Linked DNA regions of Homo sapiens: region 1 is linked to region 2. Evidence: read pairs that join two places in POLR2A ChIA-PET (ENCODE). Cell type or tissue: GM12878. All regions are shown on one strand.

What was found. Peaks named below come from ENCODE experiments on the same cell type or tissue, not always from the same donor. Only the 100,000 strongest peaks of a DNase experiment are listed, where the experiment ranks them.
Region 1: POLR2A ChIA-PET joins it to region 2 with 5 read pairs; 1 of 35 experiments calls an interaction of 5 or more read pairs at or near these places.

Annotation. Positions count from the first base shown.
Region 1 is chr19:17,159,590-17,162,089 of GRCh38, reverse strand. The region is part of intron 8 of MYO9B (myosin IXB); the gene reads right to left. Among named protein-coding and RNA genes, the nearest start is that of USE1, 55 kb to the left of the region's middle. RefSeq lists enhancers at 458-1,273, 1,274-2,091, 2,092-2,500. In GM12878, no CTCF peak of the experiment used is centred here; no DNase peak of the experiment used is centred here; H3K27ac peaks cover 339 bases.
Region 2 is chr19:15,809,032-15,811,531 of GRCh38, reverse strand. All of the region lies in intron 2 of OR10H1 (olfactory receptor family 10 subfamily H member 1), which reads left to right. Among named protein-coding and RNA genes, the nearest start is that of OR10H1, 5.4 kb to the left of the region's middle. In GM12878, a CTCF peak has its summit at 946; a DNase peak (open chromatin) is centred at 1,012.

The DNA of each region.
Region 1 (2,500 bases), 1.4 Mb before region 2:
AGGTGATCTGCCTGCCTTGACCTCCCAAAGTCCTGGGATTACAGGCATAAGCCACTGTGTCTGGCCAAGATGGCCCTTTGTACTTTTTTTTTTTTTTTTTTTGACACAGGGTCTCACTCTGTTATCCAGGCTGAAGTGCACTAGCGCAATCTTGGCTCACTGCAAACTCCACTTCCTGGGCTCAAGCAATCTTCCTGCCTCAGCCTCCTGTGTAGCTGGGGCTATGGCGCACAACACCACACCTGGTTAATTTTTAATATATACATATATTTTTGAGGTGGAGTCTTGTTCTATCGCCCAGGCTGAAGTACAGTGACACAGTCTTGGCTCACTGCAACCTCTCCCTCCTGGGTTCAAGCGATTCTCCAGCCTCAGCCTTCTGAGTAGCTGGGATTACAGGCACGCACCACCATGCCTGGCTAATTTTTGTATTTTTAGTAGAAACGGGGTTTTGCCATGTTGGCCAGGCTGGTCTCGAACTCATGGCCTCAAGCGATCTGCCTGCCTTGGCCTCCCAAAGTGCTGGGATTACAGGCGTGAGCCACCGTGCCTGGCCTTAATTTTTAATTTTATTGTGGAGACGGGGTCTCACTATGTTGCCAAGGCTGGACTCTAACTCCTGGGCTCAAGCAATCCTTCTGCCCTGGCCTCCGTAAGTGTTGGGATTACATGCGTGAGCCACTGCAACCAGCCAAGGTGGTCTCTGTCAACACTCGACTCATCCAACACCCATATTTCACCCTGTCCTGGAGGATGTGCCTGCACACTGAGGCGTTAACAGACCCAGTAGCCTCTGGAACGGCCGCTGAAGCCTTTCCATACGCTCCTCAGAGCAACCAAAATTGCTGCTGAGTGAGGAACCTGGGCTCGGGGAGGGGGTGGGGCGTGCGACTGTGGTAGAACCAGCAAGGAGGGTCTAACTAACTTCAGGCCCCTTGTTCTTCCGGGTGCACCATGTGGCTGTCACCGTGTGCATCAAAGCTCTTTTGTGGCCGGACGTGGTGGCTCACGCCTGTCATCCCAGTACTCTGGGAGCCGAGGCGGGTGGATTGCCCGTCTCTACTAAAGATGCAAAAGGAAAAAAAAAAAAAATCTGGGCACCGTGGCTCACGCCTGTAATCCCAGCATTTTGGGAGGCCGAGGCGGGTGGATCACCTGAGGTCAGGAGTTCAAGACCAGCCTGACCAGCATGGTGAAACCCTGTCTCTACTAAAAATACAAAAGTAGCCGGGCGTGGTGGCACATGCCTGTAATCCCAGCTGCTCAGGAGGCTGAGGCAGGAGAATTGCTTGAACCCTGGAGGCGGAAGTTGCAGTGAGCCGAGATCCTGCCATTGCACTCCAGCCTGGGCAACAGGAGCGAAACTGTCTCAAAAATAAAAATAAATAAATAAATAAATAAAAATGCAAAAAAAATTAGCCAGGCCTAGTGGCGCACACCTGTAATCCCAGCTACTCAGGAGGCTGAGGCATGAAAATCACTTGAACCCAGGAGGCAGAGGTTGCAGTGAGCTGAGATTGTGCCACTACACTCCAGCCTGCGCAACAGTGAGACGCTATCTCAAAAAAAAAAAAAAAAAGAAAAAAAAGAAGCTCTTAAGGTCTAATCTATATGGAATAAATTGGCTTTTTTCCCCACATATTCAGGTCTCAGCTCTGACAGATGTATTCAGCTACAGACAAGATCTAGAATGTGTCCCCCTCGTTTTGCATTTCTTGGGTGTCAAGGAAATGGAGCCACACAGAATGCAGCCCCTGCCTGGTGCCTTTGGCTCTGCATGGAGCCTCTGGGGACACCAGTGCTGCTCGGGTCTTGGGTGATATGCAGCAATATCACGTGGTGCCCTGGACCCATGTGGGCTCAGAATGTCCCCGGTGCCTGTTTGAAATGCCACAGCAGCTTCCCATCGGGTGAGGGGCTAAAAATCCCTGCCGTGATTAGGTACTTTCCTATTGTTAAACAAGCTGCAAGTGATCCTGCTCTTGAGATGTAAAAATGCAAGAGAAATACAGCACAGAGAAAACATCCAGGCTGGGGCAAAGACCAGAGGGAGGCACCTGATCAAGGTTTAGAGTCACAGGCTTGAGACTCACAGGCTGGGAGTTACATAAGGGTAGTCAGTGTCATGTTCCAGAGTCTAGGGATGGGCAAATTCTTTTCTGGAAGGGATGAAGGAGTCATTATTTTTGGCTTTGGGGCCTGATGTTCTCTGTTGCAACTGCTCTGCTTAGCTGCTATGGCTCCAAAGCAGTCTTAAGTGGTATGTAAATGAATGGGTATGGCCATGTGCCAATAAAACTTTATTAGCAAAACCAGGTGGAGGGCTGGATCTGGCCAACCATTGCTAGTGAGAACCAGCATGCACACGGAACATCTGGAAACACAGAGTTGAATGCATGTGGCTCAAGTTCTGGCCTGAGGCCCATGGTTTGCCTCCCAGGCTGGCTTGTGCCACACCTGAGCTTGCATGACAATCAGAGGCACTGCCTAGGTTCCATTC
Region 2 (2,500 bases):
CATGGAGACATGGGTGTTTTCTGGAGACATTTTTTGGTTGTCATGACTGAGCAATGGCTGCTGGCATTGAGTTGACAGAGACCAGGGATGCTACTAAACATGTTATGAGACACAGAACAGCTCCCCACAGAAAGAATGACCTGGCCCTAAATATCAACAGTCCCAAGGTTGAGAAACCCTGCCTTAGGCACTGGGGAGCCACAGAGGGTTTGTGAGCACCACCCCAGGGCACCAATCTCGCCCATTTGGCCTCTTCTTGGAGGTTCTTGTTTCCAAGTCATTTACTCCTCTAAGATCTCAGAGTGGCGGGACATGGTGGTGCTGTGGGGGCCACTATTCTGTGGAGCTACGGGCAAGTACTGACCCAGAAGTGGGGCAAAACGAGAGTGATTCCAGGAAGAGAGACCAAGAAACTCTGGAGACCAACGATGTTTGGAGAATGCAGCCTCTGCTCACCAAAGGAGCTGGTTCTTCCTTCATCTCTCACTATAAATCTGCCAGGGCTTGACTGAGGACCTGAGCCCACTTAAAGGGAAGTGAACTACCCTTTCTAAAATGATCTTTTTATTGTAATAACATACATACAACCTGAAATTTACCTATTTATTTATTTATTTTCTTTTCTTTATTTTTATTTTATTTTATTTCTTTATTTTTATTTTATTTTATTTTTGAGAAAGCCCACTGCATTTGCCTTTTATTACTGGATTTCCACATAAACACTTAAAAGTATACAATTCAGTGGCATCAAGAACATTTATGCTGTTGCACTAACACCACCTTTGCCTAGTTCCAGACAAAGGTAATAATTTTTTATTAGCCCAAAAGGAAACACCGTATCTATTAGCAGTCACTCCCCATTCTCCCCTCACCCCAGCCCCTGGAAACCACTGATAGGTTCCAAATGCTACAAGCATTTTCATTGCAGCATTGTTCACGAAGGCCAACAGGTGGGGCACAACCCTCATGTCCATGAAAAGATGACGCATATTCATAAAATGGAAAATCGTTCAGCCATAAACAGGAATAAAGCTCAGACGCATGCTGTGGTGTTTTAATACTGTTACAATTGCATGCTACAATGCAAATGAACCCTAAAACATTATGTTCAGTGAAAGAAATGAGACACAAAAGGCCCCATCTCGTATGATTCCATTTATGTAAAATGTTCAGAACAGACACATCCGTAGAAACAGAAAGCAGAGTGGTAGTTTACTCCTTTTTTTTTTTTTTTTTTTGAGAAGGAGTCTTGCTCTGTCACCCAGCCTGGAGTGCAGTGGTGTGATCTTGGCTCACTGCAACCTCCATCTCCCAGATCAAGCGATTCTCCTAACTCAGCCTCTTGAGTAGCTGGGACCACAGGCCTGTGCCACCATGCCTGGCTAATTTTTGTATTTTTAGTAGAGGCAGGGTTTCACCATGTTGCCCAGGCTGGTCTCGAACTCCTGATCTCAAGTGATCTGCCCACCTTGGCCTCCCAAAGTGCTGGGATTATAGGCGTGAGCCACTGCACCTGGTCACACATTGCCAAATTTTTTAAAAAAGAGATTAACTAAGCATGGTGGTGCATGCCTGTAGTCCCAGCTATTTAAGGGGGCTGAGAAGGGAAGATCGCTTAAGCCCAGGAGCCGAAGGCTGCAGTGAGCTATGATAATTGTGCCACTGCACTCCAGCCTGGGTGACAGAGCCAGACCCTGTCTTTTGAAAAAAAAAAAATTGAATATATTTAATTGTTTCATAAAGACACATAGAAATCTCATGAAATTAAAGTTACTGAGCAAAGACCATGTACAGTCACTCATTTACTGTATTAATTATCATATGTAGCATCTACTGCATGCCAGGTCACTTAAGAAAAGCTCATTTCCTTCCCACAACAACCCTTTGAGGTAGGGAGGTACAGAGAGATAAAGGAATCTGCTCAACTTTACAAAATATTGGCCAGATGCAGTGGCTCACTTCTGTAATTCCAGCACTTTGGGAATCCCAGGCAGGAGGATGACTTGAGGGGTGGAGTTCCAGACCAGCCTGGGCAACATAGCAAGATGCCATCTCTATAATAAAAAATAAAACATTAGCTGGGTGAGGTGGTGTGTGCCTGTAGTCCCAGCTACTTGGGAGGCTGAGGTAGGAAGATTGCTTGAATCCAGGAGTTTGAGGTTGCAGTGAACTATGATTGCACCATTGCACTCCAGTCTGGGGAACAGAATGAAACTCTGTCTCTACAAAAATAAATAAATAAATACATAAATAAATAAATAAATAAATAATCATTACACAACAGCCAGAGGAGGGATTTGAACTGAGCCCTGCTGATTCCCACGCCCTTCTTTCTGTCTGATGGCTACATTTCATTGCCTCAGAACATAGAGGCATACCTCATGGGAGCTGGAAAACAACCAAAGCATGATTTCTGGCTCCTTCCTTAGAGCAACACAGTCTCCTGCCTCTGCTTTCCTACATGGATAACCCCAGAGGAAGTCTGGTTGGTTCAGATTTA